3 separate regions of the Homo sapiens genome follow, and all the other regions are linked to region 1. Evidence: read pairs that join two places in POLR2A ChIA-PET (ENCODE). Cell type or tissue: CD4-positive, alpha-beta T cell. All regions are shown on one strand.

Region 1 (8,000 bases):
GTATGCTCGGCCGTTGCTCCGTCTCAGCGGCGTGGCTGCTGCTGAACGGAATGACGGCTTTCACCGCACCCTGCGCCTGTTTATCCATTTGAGGGAAAAGATAATTTGCAGGTGGTGGTTTTTCCTGTCTTGCCTAAACTTGGGTTCCAGTTGCCCATGATATGTCCTGGCAAGAAACTGTTCCAGCTCTGTCTCCTCACTGTGCTTTAGAAATGCTCGTTTCTATGTGAATTATTGATGAGCCACTGAAAGCAAATGTCTCTCCTTAAGCGATTTATTTACCTATTCACAGTCATTGCTATTGAGCAGAACAGAGACCGTAGCATGGCTAATCCATACTTGGCGCTAGCCTCGAAGTGTCCAGCCAGCAGTGTGGACCTGCAGGGCACAATGTCACTGGGGAGCTCACTCACCTCAGCATTGGCCGCACCCCTTAAACCAGCCACCAGGGCCTCTGAAGACTGCATTGCGTGGACCTCTCAGCTTGGCCTTCAGGTTGAAGGCTGACGGCTGAGGAAAAGGCTTTGTGGAATTTTCTAAAGGCAGAGGTTCAGGCCCCACCCCGGGCCTCGGAATTTTCCAAATGCAGAGGCTCAGGCCCCACCCTGGGCCTCCCGCTTCCCTCCAGGGCTGACATCTGCCCTCTCAGTCAGCAAAACCTCCCTCCAGCTCTGCTGTGCCAGGGTAGGAGCCAGGGATCTGGGGCTCCCCTCGGGAGGGTTGCATCTGGACCACTGCAAGCACTGCCCTCACCTCCAGTGCCGGCCCCAGGGCCTTGTCCAGGGGTCGAAGGAGTGTGTGTCACCCCCAAGACCTGCTGCCAAGTGTCTCAGAGCCTCCTGGCTGTGTCCTTTCTCTGGCCCTCAAGGTCCCTTTTCCCATCTCCCTCCCCCGACCAGGAGGCCACCTCACACACCACGGCTGTGACACTTCCCTGTGCCCTTCCCTCAGGGCCTGGGGCCATCCTACTAGTGCAGGAGAGGGATCCTCTTCCCCCAGGCCGTCCTGGCGGGTCCTGCCTAGGTCCGGGGTGCCGGCCCTTGGGGAGCGCAGTGCTCCCGTCCCCGCCCTGTCTCCACACTCAACCTCGCCAGGTGTTCAGAGCCTCTGTCCCAGCCAGCATGAGGCTGGCATGGTTCTGCCTGGTTTAACTCTTTGTTCGGGTGCAGTTGGCACATCCACACAGTGGCTCATGGCCGCCCTTGCCCAGCTCTCCAGGCCTGGCCGCCGGCTGCCCCCCCCCACCCTGTTGCTGTCTCGTGCAGCCCCTGCACGGGAGCTCCAGCTTGTGTCAGCGGGAAGGGCTATTTCACCATAAGCAACACTCACACTCACACGGGGCTTGGTTCCTGTCCCCCGTTCACCATTCTCAGATCCCCCAGCTGGCCGCCTGCCCCCTGCAGAGCCTGAGGTTGTCCAAGCCACGGAGCCCCGGACGCTGCTGCGCCTGGTGTGGTTGTCTCAACTGTGAGCCCTTCAAGTGGCTCCCAAGTCCTCGCAGGTGGCCCGGGGCGTGCCTGAAACTGTGCTGTACTCAGGCTCTGTGTTAATGGCTCCAGACCTGCAAACGGTGTTTGGCCAGGATCACAGGGCCCTTGGTGGGCAGCAGGTCTGTTTTTAAGCTGAAACCCTGTACTTCTGTTCGCGGCCGTGTAGAGCTGCCCCTTATGCCACAGCTTCCTCATCCATACGTAGGGGTGATGTTGGCAAGGCCTCCGGGGCGCTCAGGATCAAAGGCGGCGGCAGTGTCCTGCCAAGTGTTCACAGCTGATGAGACGTGGTCCCTGAACACAGCGGTTCCTGTTCTGATCACTCGAGTCTCCGTGATGCCACCGTTCCCAGAAGGCAGCCCGTGCAGCCTCCGGGTCCCCCCTTCAGCCATGGCAGCCCGTGCAGCCTCCGGGTCGTCCCTTCGGCCAAGCTTCCCTTTCCTTGAGAGCAGCACGCTGGCCTGGCCATGCAGAACAAAACACAACTCAGAAATCCCTCCTCAGCCCTCGGCAGTAAAACTTCTGAGGATTCGACTTTTTAGTTAATTTGCTCACTGTGGCAGCTCACTGGAAAATAAATCGAGGATGCCAAGTCCTCCTCTTAGAAAAATAGCCCCTGCAGTGGGGTTTGCTGATGTGCTCATTTGTGTCATTGCAGGCTTTATCCTGTGGATAAACGCAGAGTGAACGAGTTTGGGGAGTCCTACGAGGAGAAGGCCACGCGGGCGCCCCACACGGACTGAAGGCCGCCCGGGCTGCCGCCAGCCAAGTGCAACTTGAATTGTCAATGAGTATTTTTGGAAGCATTTGGAGGAATTCCTAGACATTGCGTTTTCTGTGTTGCCAAAATCCCTTCGGACATTTCTCAGACATCTCCCAAGTTCCCATCACGTCAGATTTGGAGCTGGTAGCGCTTACGATGCCCCCACGTGTGAACATCTGTCTTGGTCACAGAGCTGGGTGCTGCCGGTCACCTTGAGCTGTGGTGGCTCCCGGCACACGAGTGTCCGGGGTTCGGCCATGTCCTCACGCGGGCAGGGGTGGGAGCCCTCACAGGCAAGGGGGCTGTTGGATTTCCATTTCAGGTGGTTTTCTAAGTGCTCCTTATGTGAATTTCAAACACGTATGGAATTCATTCCGCATGGACTCTGGGATCAAAGGCTCTTTCCTCTTTTGTTTGAGAGTTGGTTGTTTTAAAGCTTAATGTATGTTTCTATTTTAAAATAAATTTTTCTGGCTGTGGCATTTTTCTTGACCTGGTATAATGAAAGTATTTCGGATATTTGAGTTTAACCCTTTTCCAGAAAGTAATACATGATATGGATTTATTTATGCATTAAAAGAGCAAATTTAAAGAGCCCTTTGCAAGCCTTTGAGTCATGAGTGTTCTTAGATACGTAGCATCTTAGTTGTTTAAGACTAAACTATTGTACAGAGCCATGACCCATCAGGTCAAGCTTATCTTGCCCTAGGTTGAGGCAGAGAGAGAGAAATGGAATAGAAAGATGGGTGGAGAACTGCTGGACTCGGTGTGTAGTGAAGTTTAATGTTTGTTGAAGTTAGTTTTTGTGGGGTTTGTTGTTCTCAGCTCACAGCAGCCTCCACCTCCCATGTTCACACAATCTTCTTGCCTCAGCCTCCTGAGTAGCTGCGACTACAAGTGTGCACCACCACATCCAGCTTTTTTGTATTAATATTTTTAGTAGAGATGTGGTTTTGCCATGTTGTCCAGGCTGGTCTCGAACTCCTGATCTCAAGTGATCACCCGCCTTGGCCTTTTGAAGTGCTGGGAGTACAGGCATGAGCCACCACACCTGGCCTCTAAATATATAATCTTTTTTTATTCCTGGTCATTTCCTTGCTCTAAGTCTCCTTTGCCAATAACAGCTTTCATCCTCTTGTGTTTCTGGAACAGGCTCCCCTCTCATGGGCCTGGCTTCCTTGCAGCTGAGGGGCTTTGGGAGCCCTGCTCAGAGCCCCAAGCCTGCAGGCCTGTTCCATGTGTCTCCACGTAAATGGACGAGACACACCATTCCAGGATGCTCATTCAGGCTGAGAACCAAATCCAGATGCTCTCAGTCCATTCGCAGATGACAGTGAAGTTTCTGTACACTCTGCTTTCTTCTGGATCAGATAAATCTTTTATAATTAAGGTGTTGTAAACTTCACTCGATTTGAGAGGAATGCACTGGGGCTTCAAGTTGTCATCTTTCAGTTTTATTCATTAAAATACGAAGATACCAGATGAGTTGGCACAGGAAAACAAATACGAATACACGGCCTGTACTGTGTTACTTAGTCGTGTGTTGTAAGTGGGGTCTGGAAGGGTGGCTGGGAGAGCGGGTGAACTGCCGGTTCCAGATGGGACGCACAGCACCTTAAGGGGCCTGGGGGGGCACACGGGAGGCGGCTCCAGAGGCAGGGCAGATAGTGGGGGCCCGCAGGCAAGTCAGCAGTGGGGGAAAGACAGCAGAAGGCGTGAGGGTCTTCATTGGTGTATGTGAAGGTCACGAGGTCACACGGCCCTGCCCATCACAGGTGCGTCGGTCTGCGGGGAAGTTGAGGCATCAGGGAACAGGAAGTTTTAAACGTTTACAATGGATCTTACCCACACAGGCCGTGCCTTTGCCTGCGGTGTCAGATTACTAGGGCGGGGTGCGGTGGAGGGTGTCCCTTCCACACCTGTGGTTTTATTTGTCTTTGGGGGAGGGGAGCCTTGCTTTATAAAACACAACTGGCTGTGTTCTGTAAGGCTTCACCCAGCACATCCTGTTGGCAGCAGCTAAGCACACAAACGGGAAAGGAGTATCGCCCAACTCCACCGATGAACTCAAAGTGCCTGGCTTTGCCTGGGGGATGCTGGCAAGGTTAGGTGCGGTTCCCAGCGTTTCTTCTGCCTCCTGGGGCACATCCCGCGGTGGGTCAGCGCCTGCGGCCGGCTGCTGCAGAAATAGCGTCATTCGGCCCCTGCATCAGCAGCCAAAGCCGGGCCTAACTGTCAGGAGCTCCGTGGATAGCTTTGCTGCTCTCGCTTTTCAGTTTCAGTATCAAAAATAGTTGCTACAAGAACTGATTTTTGTCATAGCACCTGCTCTTCCATTTGGGCTGGCGTGCTGAGCAAAGGTGGGTGCAGGCGCCTCATCAGCCTGACAGCAGAGTCAGCTTAACCTGAGTTTTCAGGAAGCACCGTGGCAGGCCCCCAAAAGGGGCAGATGTCCACCGTGCACTGCGTCTGCTTCTGCAGTCGGCCCTCCAGTGCCGTTTTCTTTCACCTGCAAAGGGCCTTAATGCGTGAACCAGCTGCTGGTGACTGTTAGTCTTGCTCTGTTTAAACAGTAGCAAGTTGCAGAGTGTTCCTTTGAAGACACCGCAAGTCACGTGTGTCAGTTACTCCTGAGAGGTTTCTGGGGCGCCTGCCTCTCCTTTCTTTAAGATGAGCAGAGGTTTAAAAAAAAATGAGTTTGGGGAATGAGCCTTGAAAGTCCTTCCAGCTTCAGGACCGGCACTTGCTCTGACAGTCTGACTTCTGCCCTGTGGGCCGGCGCTCCTGCAAATGGGCAGTGTTTCAAGAGAGGACTGAGCCTCATGCAGATCCATCTCATGGGAACCCTGAAGCTTCACTGACCAACAGAGGCTCCACCTGGGCGACTTGAAACATGCTTAAAGGGTTTATCTGTCATTCATCCCGATGAGTTTAGTTCTGTTTTCCTCTTGGATTTCATTGATATTTCTGCATACCATCAAAGCCCTGTCTTATGATTGATCATGAGGTGGGACTTAGAAATGCGCTAAGTACCTGTGGATTTTAGACTGTGTCAAAGCCCTCGAAGCTGAAACAGAGGACTGACAAGGTGAGGGCCCGGGGTCCCCCACGGTGGAACTGCAGTGTCCTGATCGCAGCTGGTGGGCTCCGTACCTGGGCAGGATGGGCTCTACTGGAGCAGCCAGTGTCCAGAAGGAGCTTCTGTCTCTACCCCTTGGCACTGGCCACTCATTTTATAGAAGAGATTTTCTTTAGACCAGAGTTTATTAGAAAGCCAAGGAAAATGAGAACACGTCCCCCTGTGAAGTACCTGCCACACATAGCCCTGTTGAAGCCAGTTTGGTGGCTGTTGGGTCTTTGGCAACGAGATCAGTCTGTTGGCCTCGGCCCCGGTAAGCCCCACAGGCCAGGGGTCTGGAGGAAGGATGGGGTGCAGCCTGCGATAGGTGAGGCTACGGAACCCTGACGAAGCAGGGGCTGTGTTCGAGGAGTGATCCATGCGGAGGAGGGAAACCAGGAGGAGGTCTTGGCGTATACCACACTGCTTACCCCTTTCCTGAAGCAGGCACAGGACCCAAGGGGGTGTGGCGCCCTGTGGCCCACCATGCTTTCAGAGCAGCAGCCTCTGCAGAGACACTGGTCCCAGAAAAGCCACCGCCTGAGTGTCCCCCAGCCACGGCCACCATCCCCACAGCTTTCATGCTTCAAGCAGCATATTTGTTCTCTGATGGTTCTGGAGGCCAGGAGTCCAGACCAGACCTCCCTGCGCGGCCACTGGGGTGTGGGCAGGCCCTGCCCTCCAGGGGCTCCAGGTGCTCCGTTCCTCGTGCTCTCCACCTCGAGAGCTGTGCTCCTTGCATTCCCGGGCTTGTGGCCTTCTTCGCCTCACCCTAACCTTTGCCTCCGTGGTCATATCCCTGATTCTCACCCCGACCCTCTGTGGTTACATCAGTCCCAGACGATTACCCAGCATCATCTCCCATCCAAGATCCAAGTGTGATGGTGGCCACCGAGTCCACTCTGGCACGTGGGATCACATCCGCGGTTCTGGGGCTGAACCGGGATGTCTGGGGGGACATGCCCACCTCCCCCTCATCCTGCCATTTCCCTTGTTGAACCTTCAGTGTGATGTCCCAGTGGCTTCTGTCCTGCTGGCTGGACTCAGCTGGTGCACTGAGAGGCAGACACTTTTTTTTTTTTTTTTTTTTTGAGACGGAGTCTCGTTCTGTCACCCAGGCTGGCACTGCAACCTCTGCCACCCGGGTTCAAGCGATTCTCCTGCCTCAGCCTCTCGAGTAGCTGGGGTTACAGACATCTGCCACCACGCCCGGCTCATTTTTGTATTTTTAGTAGAGATGGGGTTTCACTATGTTGCCAGGCTGGTATTGAACTCCTGACCTCACGTGATCTGCCCGCCTTGGCCTCCCAACGTGCTGGGATTACAGGCATGAGTTGCTGCACCAGGCCGGCAGGCACTTTTAAAAAACTTGTTGCTATACAATTTCCACACAGTGTCATGGCAGATGCACCCCGTGCAGCTCAACAAGCCCTGCATGCTTCCAGACTCCAGCACCAAGCACCCGAGTCAGGCTACAGACAGACCCCGGCCCCACGGGGCCCTCTCAGTGGAAACCAGGCGGGTGAACCCAGCCCATGGGTCACCGGGTCCAAGTCCCACACATGAACAGTCATGCTGGGAGCTCTGGTACCCAGGTTCTCGGGCTGGGCTCTGTCTGGCGTCCATCTGTGTTGTCGCAAGCGGTGCTCATTGTGACTTTCTTCCATGTGGCATTCCATGGCACGAACCGGGGCCGTTACGGATCAAATCATGCACGTGGCTGTGCCTGCCTTTGGGCACAGACCCAGGGGGGACATGGCTGTTGTGGTGCATGTGTGCTGAGCTCCAGTACATGTCACCCGTGTTCTAAGGGGTCTGTGCCACTCTGGCTGTGCACTGTGGCATGTGAGCCCCATGGCATCACCCCTTCTCCAGCACACAATGCTGCTGTCTAATTTTAGCCACTCTGGTGGGTGTGTAGTGGAGCCTTTTCGCGGTTTAAATGTGCATTTCCCTGCTGACTAGCGGCGTTGAAAACCCTTTGTATCCTCACCAACCCTCTGGGTGGCTTCTCTTTGTGTTTTCTGTTTCCTGTTCCCTCCAATCACACCTTGCAGAGCTGATTGTGCAGGGCTGGCTCACTGAAGCTGCCGTGGCCACGGACGGTGAGGCTGAGACCATTTCCTCCTGTCTGTTGTCTAAAATCATCCCCTAAGGCATTTGTGGATGCAACTGATGAAACCGCCTAAGTCTGCGGTTTCCTTTGTGGGATATTTTTTTCACTACTGTTTTAATTTTTGTAACTTCTGTGATAATAATACCATGCAGATTTTCTATTTCCCCTTGATGTTTTATTATATTTTGTTTAAAGAATTTGTCCGTTTGACCTAAAATGACAACTGTCTTTTTTTTTTTTTTCAAGACAAGGTCTAACTCTGTTGTCCAGGCTGGAGTGCAGTGGTGCAATCTCAGCTCACTGCAGTCTCAACCTCCCTGGGCACAGGCGATCCTCCCACCTCAGCCTCCTGAGTAGCTGGGACTACAGGCACACCTGGCTAATTTTTGTATTTTTAGTAGAGGCGGTTTCACCATATTGGCCAGGGTGGTCTTGAACTCCTGACCTCAATTGATCTGTCCACCTCAGCTCCCCAAATTGCTGGGATTACAGGCCTGAGCCACCATGCCCAGC
Region 2 (8,000 bases), 70 kb before region 1:
ACTCCATGGCAGGAAAACGACAAGGGCTGAACCTGCCTGCAGCCTTACTGCTGCTCCTACCCTCCCCATTGTCACATAGGATGCCCCTTACCCTTGGGGGTGGCCACCACCCCCGCTGCAGTTGCCGCCCTAACAGCTCACACCTGGAGCCCCCAGGGCCTGCCTTGGGCAGCTGGGCCCTCGTCCAGGGGCCCCTGGGATTGAAGCCTGTGCCAGGGTGGCCCAGGGCCAGACCCTGACCACCTTGAGGTCAAAGCCCCCATCCTGACCTGCAGTCTGATATATGTCCAGAGTCCCCGTTAGGACCACTGGACCCCACCTGAAACCATGTCTGCTCCGGCCTCTCCCTTCCCTTGGCCTGTTTCCCGCTCTCTCCTGGTTTTCTCCTGTGAGTCCCAGTGATTCAGGAGCACAACAATCTCCACTCAAGAGTCTGCAGGATTCCAGCCTAAGGGAGACAATCACAAGCCCCACAGTTCTCTCTGTGTGCCTGACAGAGACACATGGAGAGGCGTGTGCAGTGGCCATAAAAGCCGAGACTGGGAGCAGCAGAAAGGCCAGCACTGAGTGGACGCTCACGGCAGGAAGGGCCCGTGAGCTGCGGCACTGGCTGGTGGGGCGGTGGGAAAGGTCGAACTGTATCCCCTGAGAAGGCTGAAGTCCTGACTCCTTATGTGAAAATAAGGTTGTTGCAGATGCGATTAGATAAGACGAGGTCATACCTGAGTAGGGTGGGCCCTAAATCCAATATGACAGGGACTCTATAAGAGGAGAGGAGAGACACTGAGACCCTGAATCCAACACCACTGGTGTCCTGGGAAGGGGAAAAGAGACACAGTGAAACAGAGACCAGGACAGGACCTCTGTGTGACTACGGAGGCAGACATCAAGAGATGCACCTGCAAACCAAGACTCACAGAGGGCTGCCAGCCATCACCAGGGGCTGGAGACACACACATGGAACAGATGCTGCCCCAGAGCCTCCAGCAGGAACCAACCCTGGCAACACTGTGACTTCAAACTTCTGGCCTCCAGAGCGGTGAGACCATAAACTTCTGTTGTTTCAAGTGCCCCGTTTGTGGTGGGCGTCCCCAGGGCATTAGAGAAAGCAGGTCCATCCTGCCTGGGCCTTTGGGTACCTGAGACATTCCCGGCCCTTGGGATGCCTTCCCAGGCTTCACTCTCCTTCCCATCCTGTACTTCCTCTTGTTCCCTCATCTGGAACTACCTTCTTTCTGTTCTCACCATGAACTTTCCAACCTTAACCCACTAGCTCCTATGCCATGTCAGCTTCCCATAGACATCACCACTGAAAGTCTGTTCCCACTCCAGCTTCTGGGTTCTGGCCCTTGGCCAGTGTTCCTTGAAACCCCCATTCTCCCCAGGTCTTCCCTAGCAGGTGTTCTGTTGAAGGCAGATGGCCCATTGTCTCTTGTCCCAGCAGGAACTGAGTTAGTCTCACTCGCTTCTGCCAGTGTTTTGAACAGGCCTGGTACATGGAAGGCAGTGGCATTTAATATGTTTACAGATGGATGAATGAATGGGTGGGTGAAGGGGCGGGTGGATGGATAAATGGGTGGATAGATAAGGGATGAATGGATAGATGGAAGGCTGGATGGATGGACAGAAGAAGGGAGGGATGGATGAAAGGAGAGAGAGAAAAGGGTGAGAGAGAGAGAAAGGGATAAATAGATTGATGAATGCACAGGTGGGTTAATGGATGAGTGGTGGATGGTTGGATGAATAAATGGATGAGTGGATAGTTGGATAGATGGATGAGTAAATGAATGGATGTATTGATGGACAAAAGAAAGAAGAAAGGGAGATAGGGAGGGAGGGTGAGAGGGAAAGGGGGTGTGTAGATGGCTGGGTGGATGGATGGTTGATTACGGTTGGGTGGATGGATATATGGATAGTTAGATGGATGGGCAGGCAGATGATGGCTGGATGAATAGATGCATGGATGGGTGGATAGATGAATGGGTAGGTGAGTGGATGGGTTGATGATGGATGGATGGATAGACGGGTGGGTGGGTATGTGATGGATGGATGAATGAATAGGTGGTGTGTGGGTGGATGGGTTGATGTGGGGAGTGAGTAGGTTATGGATGGATGGATGGATGGACAAGTGGATTTGTGGATGGATGAATGGATGGATGGATGGATGGGTAGATGGGTGAATGGATGTGTGGGTAGGTTATGGACGGTTGGAGGGATGGATAGATAGATGGATGAACGGATGAATGGATGGATAGATGGATGCATGGATGGATGGATGCTTGGGTGGATGGACAGATGGATGTGTGGATGGATGGATGCATGGAAGCATGGGTGGATGGATAGATGGATGGAGGAATGGATGAGTGGATGGGTAGGTGGAGGGATAGATAGATGTGCAGATGGATGGGTGGAAGGTCCTGGATGACATGTACAAGTCTGCCATTCTGGTCCAATCTCAAATTCCCCTACAGGGCTGACTGTGTGGATGCTGTATTTAGTACTTGCTCTCCAAGGAGGGTTGGGCTGTTTAATACAAATGAAATGTTAATTTCAAAATGTCTGAAGAAGTCTTTTCTTCTGACACTGTTTGTGCAGAACCCAAGCTCCCTGGGAGGGATGAGCCCGCAGAGCCCGCTTTGGTGCTGGACTCCCTGGGAGGGATAAGCCCTCAGAGCCCGCTTTGGTGCTGGATGGGAGGCTCACCCCTCCGCACCCTGCCCTTTACCATGGGATTTGTGCTGTTCGTCAAGTGACCTTTAGACACATGGCCTGGGTTTTTGAAGCCTGAAAAAACTATACAATTTTTCCTTTGAGAGAAGCATTTTAATAAAGGTTCGGCAACAGCGAAATACGTGGCTGAAAGGGTAAACGGATTCCTCTATGTTTGGCTTTTTTTGGTTTTCACTCCACAATCCTCCTTTAATCTCTGTAGATTCATTTGACTGGCCCAAAGGTCACAGCCTCTACCTGTTTCCTGAAGTCTGACAACAGAAAAAAAGCCACCTTTTTTGAAACACAATTCATCAGCAAATCCTACATTCCCTGGCGCCTCGCCTGCTCTCCTTCTCCTGAGGATGCACCAGATCACAAACACAGCTGGCCCTGGCGCCACAGCCAGGACCCATGATTCAGCAGGACAGAGCCAAGGATACTCATGCCCTACTGACAGATGGGTGTCCCACAAACCAACTGCCACTGTGCCGGTGCCTGACTTGGGGAGCTGGGGGAAAGCAGAAATGGAACCGACGGTCACACCCTGGCCTCCTCCTCCCCTCACCCCAGCCTGTCACTTAAGTGAACCAGGGCCATGGGGAGCTAGGTGTGGCCTGACCTGCAGCCCCCAGCTGCTCTCTGCAGCCAAGAGTGAGAACCGCGGCACCAGCCATGACCCACAGCTGTCAGCATCCCCACAGAGGATGGGAACCTCCGAGAACCACCCTCCTGGCAGAGAGGGCCAAGGGCGGTTCTGTGAGACCTGTGTCTCAGGTGTGTGTGTGAGAGAGAGGCAGGCAGACAGACAGACAGAAGGGCAAGGGCGGTTCTGTGAGACCTGTGTCTCAGATGTGTGTGGGAGAGAGGCAGGCAGACATTCAGACAGGGAGAGGAGGAGAGAGACAGAAAGAGACTCAGCAAAGCAGAGAGAACTTAGATCAGGGTCAAAGACTTCTGACGGCCCTCCCCTAGTCAGGGTGGTCGGCCATCCCGGTCTGCCCCGGACTGAGGGGTTTCCTGGATTCAGGATTTCTGGGGACCAGTGGTCGCCCCTGTCCTTAGTACTGGCCAGCCCTGCTCTGCTGAGTTGGGGAGAGCAGCCCCAGGCAAGGAGGTCTGAGGAAGGGGTATGGAGCGCGAGATGGGGGTGGCAGAGGGGAGATCACAGGAGAGCAGGTGGGGCAGGCTCAGACCAGCTCCCCATGTGTCGGGGTGCAGGAGGGGCAGCAGTGGCCGTGCACAGCGGGAGGGCGGTGTTTGGGGTGGACTGAAGGTGCCGAGCTCCAGCCCCGCTGTGTGGGACGCACTCAGCCTTTAAGGTGCTGCACCTGCACTTGCGCAGCAAGGAGCGAGCGTCACAGAAGCCAGTGCAGCCGGCCAGGGAGGACAGGGCAGAAAGCCACGAGGACAGGACCTGCGGGCAGCTGGCGGAGCCAGGCCAGACCAGACGCTGCCGGCTTTGAAGAGCGGCTCGGCCGCGGCCACGCGCGCCCGGCGTCAACGGGGCGTCTGACGTTTTCCTTTGTTTTCTTTTGTTCGAGAAGCCGGAAGTTTAGACTTTTACATTTGGGTAAAACGCTCCAGTGTTTGGGTGTCGGTGGCTGCGTCGCTGCGTCAGTCAGTCACTCGGTGGCAACAGCAGCAGCAGAGGCGCCCACCTGGCTGAGCAGAGAGACACGGTACTCACGGCGGGTGTGGGGGGCACAAGGCGCTCACAGAGGCCCCAGAGAACCGGCTCAGAGGCCAGCAGGGCAGAAGGGGGAGTCAGCCGGGTGAGCAGCTCTGCGCCCCGCCGGCCCCCACACCGACCACAGCAGAGGAGACCGGCGGCCTCACTCCCCGCGCCGGCCCCAGAGCCCCGCCCGTGCAGGTGCAGTAGGGCCCGGGGCACAGGCGCGGGGGAGCCGGCAGGGATGGCTGCGCCCAGCCAACGGCAGCAGGACCACGAACACCCCACTGCACCCCGTTCCATGAGGGCAGCTTCCTGTGAGCCAGACACGGCCCTGTCCAAGGGATCCTACCGCCCCGGCCCAGGCCACGCCCCAAGGAACGCCCTGTGGGTGGTGCTGAGCGGCACAGTCCCCAGGCCCCGCGGCCGGCCCTGCATTCGCTCTCTCGTGCCTTCCCTGGGGGAAACGCCCAGCCTGGCAGCACAGAACCTTTAGTTACACAGGCCTGAGTTTGAGGTCCGGGGAATGGGAAAGTGAAACGTGATCGCTGAACCTGCGTCTCCCATGTTCACACTATGTCCAGCAGTGAAAGTCCATCGAGCCTCCGACCCAAGCAACAGGCATTCTTCTACCCTTCCCCTGGCTGGCCTCCCTTCCCACCTCACAACGCTCACATGAATAAAGCGTGTCCCTCATGCCACTAGAAGAGCTCAGCCTGGGCCACAGCCCCCTCTTGGTGGCCCTGGAGAGGCCTCCTCTCCAAGAACACCAGCCCACCATGGTCCTCTGAGGACGCAGGGCCAGACACCAAGCGGGCAGGTGGCACGGAAAGAAAATATCGCAAGCTCTGTTCGCCTAAAAATATCGCTCTTCTAAGGTGAATGCAGAAGAATTTTCATGTATATGACTGACCTTCACAAATCCAGCCAGCATTAGCCCATCAAGCACTGAACACATTTATCTAGAATTTAAACAATTTTACTTATTCTGCAAGCTGAGATCCTCTTTACTTAAAACTGTTTGTCATATAGATGAAGGGACCCGTCAGACAGAACATTTTATTTGGTTAAAAATTGGATGGCATACATATTTACACAGTATTAGTGGGACAGAAATGACCGTTTTGAAGTATGCCCTCAGCCATGGCTGCTGGCCATGGGCTCCAGCCGGCCACGCCCTGCAGGTCCCCATCGTTAAGCTCATCCTGGTTCAGAATCAAAGGTTAATATTTAAGTGGCTTTTCAATTTGTGTATTCAAAGATAGTATTATGACCTGTAAGCTACAGAAACATTCTCATATCCTTTAAGCCTTGTTCACACAGAGAAACTGTATCTAAAATTCTAAAAAGTTCTATTAATCACAATGGTAATTTTTAAAGCTTAGAAAGAAGAGGAAAAGACATCACCTGTAGGTCTGTTACCCAGAAACGGCCAACACCCCACCGGTGCCCTGAGTTCATCCCGTGCCCATGCCGAGGCCTGGTTTGCTCCGGGTCCTGTCGCCAGGACACTGGACACTGCAGCTGGGCAGCTGCAGACCCTCCCTGTACTTTCTCCACCCAGGGTCGGGCATCGGGGTTGTGGAGGGACAGGCAGATGGGAGAGGGCAGGGGTGAGACTCAGGGCTGGGCCCTGGGTTAGAATCTCTGGCTCCCTCACTTTTTGGCAAGGGTCCAGGCACCTGTGCCTCAGTTTACTCATCTGTGCAGAGAGCAGTCATCGCGCCCAGCACAGAAGGCTGTTGAAAGGATTGGACAAGTTAAATGATGGAAATGGCTCAGATGTTTATGCACCAGTGCCACAGATGTCCCAGATCCATGTAACTATCAGTCTAATGCTACCGTTACCACTCTTAAAAGTATTTCAGATAATGAAATAAAACAGACTTTCCAGATTCTGACATGATGTAAAAAGGCATCCGTAGGGATCACTGACCTGAGGTTTCTGGAGATGAGCCTGGCCCTGCCATGACACAGGTGGGGTCATGATGCAGAGGACAGCCACCTGCAGCTGCCACCACCTGACAGGATACAGGACAGTCACCCCCACCTGTCACCACCACGGAGGACAGAGGGGACAGCCACCCCCACCTGTCACCACTTGAGAGGACACAGGACAGCCACCCCCACCTGTCACCACCTGACAGGACACAGAGGGCTTCTGGGAACCACTTGTGTTGTCTGTGTGTCCAAAGGGCGTGAAAGGACAGCCCAGTGACTGTTGCCTGCACAGAAATGATGCCCTTGAGACCGGAGGCCCAGGACACCTGCCCCTGATGGGCTCAGCGCTGATGGGCTCAGCGCTGATGGGCTCAGCGCTGGGCTTGAGAGCAGGAGTGTGTCCTGCTTCTGCATGTGTGTTCTGAGCAGAGTCCCTTTCCTGCGTGGCTGCCAGGACACTCAAAGCCACTGCTGAGCTCAGGTTCAGTGATGGAGTGGAGCTGTCGTTTCCTCCTGTGTGGTAGCCATACTCCCAAGGCCCCCCACCTCCTGTTGGTGACACCCTTGTTTGGTGTCCCGGCGATAACCATATTCTAACCCACAGAACACAGCAAAGTGGAGTGGAGGAATGTGATTGTGTTACACAGGATTGCAATGCCCATTTCTTTGGAACCTGGCCCTCCCCTGTGGCTTTGAGGAAGCACATGGCTGGGCCGGGGAGCCCCAGGTGACACGAACAGCAGGTGGCCTCTGGAAGCTCACGCAGCCTCTGACCAGCAAGGAAGTGAAGTCCCGAGTCCACAGCAGCAGGGCCCGGGATCCTGCCAATATCCCAAGGAGCAGAACCCAGGTGGACCCTGGCCCACGGGAGCCTTGAGTGAGACGGTAGCGGTCTGACGTCCGCGCTGCACTGGTGAGGCCTGAGCAGGGGACCCCGGAAACCCGGAGGGAGATGTGGACTCTGTTCAGCCGTTTGGCTCATGGCTGGCATTGCCATACGCGGGAGGCACTCGCTTCTCTGCCATTTTTATTTTGTATTTTCTTGTTAGCAGCCCTGGGAGGGGCCTGGCACAAAATATGCCTCAAACACTGTGGAGAGAATGAAGGAGGGTGAGCAGGGGGTTGGGGGGGGGTGCTCAGGAACCCCTGGGGAAATGAGGTGTGGTATGTAAAAGCAAACATTTATTATTTGTAATAAAAACATTCACTGTTTTCTGTGTGTGTTTATTTGTTTGTTTTGAGACAGAGTCTCACCCCATCGCCCAGGCTACAGTGCAATGTCGCCATCTTGGCTCACTACAACCTCCTGGGATCAAGCGATTCTCCTGCCTCAGCCTCCCGAGTAGCTGGGATTACAGGCGCCCGCCACCACACCCAGCTAATTTTTGTATTTTTATTTGTTTTTCTTTTTTGTTTTTGAGATGGAGTCTCACTCTGTTGCCCAAGCTGGAGTGCAGTGGCGCCATCTTGGCTCACCGCAACCTCCACCTCCCAGGTTCAAGCAATTCTTCTGCCTCAGCCTCCCGAGTAGCTTTGTATTTTTAATAGAGAGAGGGTTTCACCATGTTGGCCCGGCTGGTCTCAAACTCCTGACCTCAAGTGATCTGCCCGCCTCAGCCTCCCAAAGTGCTGGGATTACAGGTGAGCCACTGCGCCCAGCCAAGACTCACTATGACAT
Region 3 (8,000 bases), 61 kb after region 1:
TCCGTGTCCACTCCCCCTCTCCTGTGGGCATCTGCGTCCACTCCCTCTCTCCTGTGGGCATCCGTGTCCACTCCCCCTCTCCTGTGGGCATCCATGTCCACTCCCTCTCCTGTGGGCATCTGCGTCCACTCCCTCTCCTGTGGGCATCTGCGTCTGCTCCCTCTCTCCTGTGGGCGTCCGTGTCCACTCCCCCCTCCTGTGGGCGTCCGCGTCCACTCCCTCTCCTGTGGGCATCTGCGTCCGCTCCCTCTCTCCTGTGGGCGTCCGTGTCCACTCCCCCCTCCTGTGGGCGTCCGCATCCACTCCCTCTCCTGTGGGCATCTGCGTCTGCTCCCTCTCTCCTGTGGGCGTCCATGTCCACTCCCTCTCCTGTGGGCATCTGCGTCCACTCCCTCTCCTGTGGGCATCCGCGTCCACTCCCTCTCCTGTGGGCATCTGCATCCACTCCATCTCCTGTGGGCATCCACGTCCACTCCCTCTCCTGTGTGCATCTGCATCCACTCCACTCCCCCTCTCCTGTGGGCATCCGCGTCCACTCCCTCTCCTGTGGGCATCTGCATCCACTCCCTCTCTCCTGTGGGCGTCCGTGTCCACTCCCCCTCTCCTGTGGGCATTTACATCCACTCCATTCCCTCTCTCCTGTGGGCGTCTGTGTCCACTCCCCCTCTCCTGTGGGCATTTACATCCACTCCACTCCCTCTCTCCTGTGGGCATCCGCGTCCACTCCCCCTCTCTGTGGGCATCTGCGTCCACCTCCCCTCTCTGTGGGCATTTGCGTCCACTCCCTCTCCTGGTTCCTTCCTGTCTTGGCCGAGCCTCGGGGGCAGGCAGATGACACAGAGTCTTGACTCGCCCAGGGTGGTTCGCAGCTGCCGGGTGAGGGCCAGGCCGGATTTCACTGGGAAGAGGGATAGTTTCTTGTCAAAATGTTCCTCTTTCTTGTTCCATCTGAATGGATGATAAAGCAAAAAGTAAAAACTTAAAATCCCAGAGAGGTTTCTACCGTTTCTCACTCTTTCTTGGCGACTCTAGGTGAACAGCCTCCAGACGGTGTGCACCAACATCTACAAGATCCTCCTGCTGCAGGCGTACAGGTGAGCCGCCACCAAGGGGTGCAGGCCCAGCCTCCAGGGACCCTCCGCGCTCTGCTCACCTCTGACCCGGGGCTTCACCTTGGAACTCCTGGGTTTTAGGGGCAAGGAATGTCTTACGTTTTCAGTGGTGCTGCTGCCTGTGCACAGTTCTGTTCGCGTGGCTCTGTGCAAAGCACCTGTTCTCCATCTCTGGGTAGTGGTAGGAGCCGGTGTGGCCCCAGGTGTCCCCACTGTGCCTGTGCACTGGCCGTGGGACGTCATGGAGGCCATCCCAGGGCAGCAGGGGCATGGGGTAAAGAGATGTTTATGGGGAGTCTTAGCAGAGGAGGCTGGGAAGGTGTCTGAACAGTAGATGGGAGATCAGATGCCCGGAGGATTTGGGGTCTCAGCAAAGAGGGCCGAGGTGGGTGCAGGTGAGGGTCGCTGGCCCCACCCCCGGGAAGGTGCAGCAGAGCTGTGGCTCCCCACACAGCCCGGCCAGCACCTGTGCTCTGGGCATGGCTGTGCTCCTGGAACGTTCCCTGTCCTGGCTGGTCAGGGGGTGCCCCTGCCAAGAATCGACAACTTTATCACAGAGGGAAGGGCCAATCTGTGGAGGCCACAGGGCCAGCTTCTGCCTGGAGTCAGGGCAGGTGGTGGCACAAGCCTCGGGGCTGTACCAAAGGGCAGTCGGGCACCACAGGCCCGGGCCTCCACCTCAACAGGCCTCCCGAGCCACTGGGAGCTGAATGCCAGGAGGCCGAAGCCCTCGCCCCATGAGGGCTGAGAAGGAGTGTGAGCATTTGTGTTACCCAGGGCCGAGGCTGCGCGAATTACCGTGCACACTTGATGTGAAATGAGGTCGTCGTCTATCGTGGAAACCCAGCAAGGGCTCACGGGAGAGTTTTCCATTACAAGGTCGTACCATGAAAATGGTTTTTAACCCGAGTGCTTGCGCCTTCATGCTCTGGCAGGGAGGGCAGAGCCACAGCTGCATGTTACCGCCTTTGCACCAGCTCCAGAGGCTTGGGACCAGGCTGTCTCAGTTCCAGGGTGCGTCCGGCTCAGACCGCCCTCCTCTCTGCCTTCTCTCTCTGCCTCAAATCTTCCCTCGTTTGCATCTCCCTGACGCGTGCCTGGGCCCTCGTGCAAGCTGCTTGACTCCTTTCCGGAAACCCTTGGGGTGTGCTGGATACAGGTGCCACTGAGGACTGGAGGTGTCTGACACTGTGGTTGACCCCAGGGTCCAGCTGGCGTGCTTGGGGCCTCCTTGGGCCATGATGAGGTCAGAGGAGTTTTCCCAGGTGAAAACTCCTGGGAAACTCCCAGGGCCATGTGACCTGCCACCTGCTCCTCCCATATTCAGCTCAGTCTTGTCCTCATTTCCCCACCAGGGTCTCTAGCTCCGAGGAGCTCCCGTAGAGGGCCTGGGCTCAGGGCAGGGCGGCTGAGTTTCCCCACCCATGTGGGGACCCTTGGGTAGTCGCTTGATTGGGTAGCCCTGAGGAGGCCGAGATGCGATGGGCCACGGGCCGTTTCCAAACACAGAGTCAGGCACGTGGAAGGCCCAGGAATCCCCTTCCCTCGAGGCAGGAGTGGGAGAACGGAGAGCTGGGCCCCGATTTCACGGCAGCCAGGCTGCAGTGGGCGAGGCTGTGGTGGTCCACGTGGCGCTGGGGGCGGGGTCTGATTCAAATCCGCTGGGGCTCGGCCTTCCTGGCCCGTGCTGGCCGCGCCTCCACACGGGCTTGGGGTGGACGCCCCGACCTCTAGCAGGTGGCTATTTCTCCCTTTGGAAGAGAGCCCCTCACCCATGCTAGGTGTTTCCCTCCTGGGTCAGGAGCGTGGCCGTGTGGCAACCCCGGGACCTTAGGCTTATTTATTTGTTTAAAAACATTCTGGGCCTGGCTTCCGTTGTTGCTAAATGGGGAAAAGACATCCCACCTCAGCAGAGTTACTGAGAGGCTGAAACCGGGGTGCTGGCTTGACTGGTGTGATCTCAGGTCATTCCAGAAGTGGCTCAGGAAGTCAGTGAGACCAGGTACATGGGGGGCTCAGGCAGTGGGTGAGATGAGGTACACGGGGGGCTCAGGCAGTGGGTGAGGCCAGGTACATGGGGGGCTCAGGCACTGGGTGAGATGAGGTACACGGGGGGCTCAGGCAGAGGGTCAGACCAGGTACACGGGGGCTCTGATCACACGCACATATGAGCACATGTGCACATGTGCTGTTTCATGGTAGCCAGGTCTGTGCACACCTGCCCCAAAGTCCCAGGAAGCTGAGAGGCCAAAGATGGAGGCTGACAGGGCTGGCGCGGTGGCTCACACCTGTAGTCCCAGCACTTTGGGAGGCCGAGGCGAGAGGATCCCTTGAGCCCAGGAGTTTAAGACCAGCCTGAGCAACATAGTAGAACCCCATCTCTATGAAAAATAAAAACAAAAATTAGCTGAGCATGGTGGTGTGCGCCTGTAGTTCCAATACTTGGGAGGCTGAAGTGGGAGGATCACTTGAGCCCAGGAGGTGGAAGCTGCAGTGAGCTGAGATTGCACCACTGTACTGCAGCCTGGGTGACAGAGTGAGAGCCCATCTCAACAACAACAAAGAAGACTGACAAATGCAGTTTCTTGGAAAGAAACATTTAGTAGGAACTTAACCTACACACAGAAGCCAAGTCGGTGTCTCGGTGTCAGTGAGATGAGATGATGGGTCCTCACACCATCACCCCAGACCCAGGGTTTATGCACCACAGGGGCGGGTGGCTCAGAAGGGATGCGCAGGACGTTGATATACGATGACATCAAGGTTGTCTGACGAAGGGCAGGATTCATGATAAGTACCTGCTGGTACACAAGGAACAATGGATAAACTGGAAACCTTAGAGGCCTTCCCGGAACAGGGGCTAATCAGAAGCCAGCATGGGGGGCTGGCATCCAGGATGGAGCTGCTTCAGCCTCCACATGCGTGTTCATACAGATGGTGCACAGAAACGCAGTGTACCTGTGCACACACAGACACGCAGCTACTCGCACACACAAGCACACACACAGACATGCATGCATGCATCCGTGTGTGTGCACCTGTGCCCATGAGGAAACCCATGCATGTGCATTCATGCACGCACACAGGCACCGGTGGGCCCATGCCCACACCCACGAGCACCGTCTGATTAGGAGGCCTTTCCTCTGACGCTGTCCGCCATCCTCTCAGGTTTCACGCATGTGTGCTGCAGCTCCCATTTCATCAGCAAGTTTGGAAGAACCCCACATTTTTCCTGCGCGTCATCTCTGACACGGCCTCCCTCTGCTACTCCATCCTGAAAGCCAAGAACGCAGGTATGTGCAGGTGCCTGGCCTCAGTGGCAGCAGTGCCTGCCTGCTGGTGTTAGTGTGTCAGGAGACTGAGTGAATCTGGGCTTAGGAAGTTCTTACCCCTTTTCGCATCAGGAAGTGGTTTAACCCAACCACTGTCAGGCTCGTCTGCCCGCCCTCTCGTGGGGTGAGCAGAGCACCTGATGGAAGGGACAGGAGCTGTCTGGGAGCTGCCATCCTTCCCACCTTGCTCTGCCTGGGGAAGCGCTGGGGGGCCTGGTCTCTCCTGTTTGCCCCATGGTGGGATTTGGGGGGCCTGGCCTCTCCTGTTTGCCCTGTGGTGGGATTGGGCTGTCTCCCGTCCATGGCACTTAGGGCCCTTGTGCAAACCCAGGCCAAGGGCTTAGGAGGAGGCCAGGCCCAGGCTACCCCACCCCTCTCAGGAGCAGAGGCCGCGTATCACCACGACAGAGCCCCGCGCCGTCCTCTGCTTCCCAGTCACCGTCCTCTGCCCCTGGACACTTTGTCCAGCATCAGGGAGGTTTCTGATCCGTCTGAAATTCAAGCCATGTCGAACCTGCGGTCCTGAGCTTAACAGCTTCTACTTTCTGTTCTTTCTGTGTTGTGGAAATTTCACCTGGAGAAGCCGAAGAAAACATTTCTGTCGTGACTCCTGCGGTGCTTGGGTCGGGACAGCCAGAGATGGAGCCACCCCGCAGACCGTCGGGTGTGGGCAGCTTTCCGGTGTCTCCTGGGAGGGGAGCTGGGCTGGGCCTGTGACTCCTCAGCCTCTGTTTTCCCCCAGGGATGTCGCTGGGGGCCAAGGGCGCCGCCGGCCCTCTGCCCTCCGAGGCCGTGCAGTGGCTGTGCCACCAAGCATTCCTGCTCAAGCTGACTCGACACCGTGTCACCTACGTGCCACTCCTGGGGTCACTCAGGACAGGCAAGTGTGGGTGGAGGCCAGTGCGGGCCCCACCTGCCCAGGGGTCATCCTTGAACGCCCTGTGTGGGGCGAGCAGCCTCAGATGCTGCTGAAGTGCAGACGCCCCCGGGCCTGACCCTGGGGGCCTGGAGCCACGCTGGCAGCCCTATGTGATTAAACGCTGGTGTCCCCAGGCCACGGAGCCTGGCAGGGTCCACAACTTCTTGAACCCCTGCTTCCCATCTCAGGGGCGATGGCTCCCCACGCTTGGGAGCCTTCTGACCCCTGACCTGTGTCCTCTCACAGCCTCTTCCCTGGCTGCTGCCCTGAGCTCCTGGGGTCCTGAGCAAGTTCTCTCCCCGCCCCGCCGCTCCAGCGTCACTGGGCTGCCTGTCTGCTCGCCCCGGTGGAGGGGTGTCTGTCCCTTCACTGAGGTTCCCACCAGCCAGGGCCACGAGGTGCAGGCCCTGCCTGCCCGGCCACCCACACGTCCTAGGAGGGTTGGAGGATGCCACCTCTGGCCTCTTCTGGAACGGAGTCTGATTTTGGCCCCGCAGCCCAGACGCAGCTGAGTCGGAAGCTCCCGGGGACGACGCTGACTGCCCTGGAGGCCGCAGCCAACCCGGCACTGCCCTCAGACTTCAAGACCATCCTGGACTGATGGCCACCCGCCCACAGCCAGGCCGAGAGCAGACACCAGCAGCCCTGTCACGCCGGGCTCTACGTCCCAGGGAGGGAGGGGCGGCCCACACCCAGGCCCGCACCGCTGGGAGTCTGAGGCCTGAGTGAGTGTTTGGCCGAGGCCTGCATGTCCGGCTGAAGGCTGAGTGTCCGGCTGAGGCCTGAGCGAGTGTCCAGCCAAGGGCTGAGTGTCCAGCACACCTGCCGTCTTCACTTCCCCACAGGCTGGCGCTCGGCTCCACCCCAGGGCCAGCTTTTCCTCACCAGGAGCCCGGCTTCCACTCCCCACATAGGAATAGTCCATCCCCAGATTCGCCATTGTTCACCCCTCGCCCTGCCCTCCTTTGCCTTCCACCCCCACCATCCAGGTGGAGACCCTGAGAAGGACCCTGGGAGCTCTGGGAATTTGGAGTGACCAAAGGTGTGCCCTGTACACAGGCGAGGACCCTGCACCTGGATGGGGGTCCCTGTGGGTCAAATTGGGGGGAGGTGCTGTGGGAGTAAAATACTGAATATATGAGTTTTTCAGTTTTGAAAAAAATCTCATGTTTGAATCCTAATGTGCACTGCATAGACACCACTGTATGCAATTACAGAAGCCTGTGAGTGAACGGGGTGGTGGTCAGTGCGGGCCCATGGCCTGGCTGTGCATTTACGGAAGTCTATGAGTGAATGGGGTTGTGGTCAGTGCGGGCCCATGGCCTGGCTGGGCCTGGGAGGTTTCTGATGCTGTGAGGCAGGAGGGGAAGGAGGGTAGGGGATAGACAGTGGGAGCCCCCACCCTGGAAGACATAACAGTAAGTCCAGGCCCGAAGGGCAGCAGGGATGCTGGGGGCCCAGCTTGGGCGGCGGGGATGATGGAGGGCCTGGCCAGGGTGGCAGGGATGATGGGGGCCCCAGCTGGGGTGGCAGGGGTGATGGGGGGGGCTGGTCTGGGTGGCGGGGAAGATGGGGAAGCCTGGCTGGGCCCCCTCCTCCCCTGCCTCCCACCTGCAGCCGTGGATCCGGATGTGCTTCCCTGGTGCACATCCTCTGGGCCATCAGCTTTCATGGAGGTGGGGGGCAGGGGCATGACACCATCCTGTATAAAATCCAGGATTCCTCCTCCTGAACGCCCCAACTCAGGTTGAAAGTCACATTCCGCCTCTGGCCATTCTCTTAAGAGTAGACCAGGATTCTGATCTCTGAAGGGTGGGTAGGGTGGGGCAGTGGAGGGTGTGGACACAGGAGGCTTCAGGGTGGGGCTGGTGATGCTCTCTCATCCTCTTATCATCTCCCAGTCTCATCTCTCATCCTCTTATCATCTCCCAGTCTCATCTGTCTTCCTCTTATCTCCCAGTCTCATCTGTCATCCTCTTACCATCTCCCAGTCTCATCTCTTATCCTCTTATCTCCTAGTCTCATCCAGACTTACCTCCCAGGGCGGGTGCCAGGCTCGCAGTGGAGCTGGACATACGTCCTTCCTCAGGCAGAAGGAACTGGAAGGATTGCAGAGAACAGGAGGGGCGGCTCAGAGGGACGCAGTCTTGGGGTGAAGAAACAGCCCCTCCTCAGAAGTTGGCTTGGGCCACACGAAACCGAGGGCCCTGCGTGAGTGGCTCCAGAGCCTTCCAGCAGGTCCCTGGTGGGGCCTTATGGTATGGCCGGGTCCTACTGAGTGCACCTTGGACAGGGCTTCTGGTTTGAGTGCAGCCCGGACGTGCCTGGTGTCGGGGTGGGGGCTTATGGCCACTGGATATGGCGTCATTTATTGCTGCTGCTTCAGAGAATGTCTGAGTGACCGAGCCTAATGTGTTTATGGTGGGCCCAAGTCCACAGACTGTGTCGTAAATGCACTCTGGTGCCTGGAGCCCCCGTATAGGAGCTGTGAGGAAGGAGGGGCTCTTGGCAGCCGGCCTGGGGGCGCCTTTGCCCTGCAAACTGGAAGGGAGCGGCCCCGGGCGCCGTGGGCGGACGACCTCAGTGGGAGGTTGGACAGAACAGGGCGGGGACTCCCAGGAGCAGAGGCCGCTGCTC

What was found. Peaks named below come from ENCODE experiments on the same cell type or tissue, not always from the same donor. Only the 100,000 strongest peaks of a DNase experiment are listed, where the experiment ranks them.
Region 2: POLR2A ChIA-PET joins it to region 1 with 29 read pairs; 8 of 35 experiments call an interaction of 5 or more read pairs at or near these places.
Region 3: POLR2A ChIA-PET joins it to region 1 with 13 read pairs; 7 of 35 experiments call an interaction of 5 or more read pairs at or near these places.

What each region holds. Positions count from the first base shown.
Region 1 is chr5:1,312,602-1,320,601 of GRCh38, reverse strand. CLPTM1L (CLPTM1 like) reads left to right here. Exons shown (of 17, transcript NM_030782.5): 17 at 2,149-2,850. The coding sequence ends at 2,233. Among named protein-coding and RNA genes, the nearest start is that of MIR4457, 7.2 kb to the right of the region's middle. RefSeq lists a cis regulatory region at 581 and enhancers at 509-653, 3,857-4,006, 4,297-4,686, 7,505-7,574. In CD4-positive, alpha-beta T cell, no CTCF peak of the experiment used is centred here; DNase peaks (open chromatin) are centred at 4,171, 4,851 and 7,421; H3K4me3 peaks cover 2,463 bases; H3K27ac peaks cover 2,245 bases.
Region 2 is chr5:1,382,694-1,390,693 of GRCh38, reverse strand. No RefSeq gene overlaps it. Among named protein-coding and RNA genes, the nearest start is that of LINC01511, 6.6 kb to the right of the region's middle. RefSeq lists enhancers at 4,001-4,569, 4,626-4,920. In CD4-positive, alpha-beta T cell, no CTCF peak of the experiment used is centred here; DNase peaks (open chromatin) are centred at 3,513, 4,283 and 4,753; H3K4me3 peaks cover 1,760 bases; H3K27ac peaks cover 2,061 bases.
Region 3 is chr5:1,251,692-1,259,691 of GRCh38, reverse strand. TERT (telomerase reverse transcriptase) reads left to right here. Exons shown (of 16, transcript NM_198253.3): 13 at 1,033-1,094; 14 at 4,281-4,405; 15 at 5,187-5,324; 16 at 5,861-6,525. The coding sequence ends at 5,964. Among named protein-coding and RNA genes, the nearest start is that of SLC6A18, 30 kb to the right of the region's middle. RefSeq lists a promoter at 6,706-7,364. In CD4-positive, alpha-beta T cell, a CTCF peak has its summit at 4,533 (motif pointing left); a DNase peak (open chromatin) is centred at 4,521; H3K4me3 peaks cover 817 bases.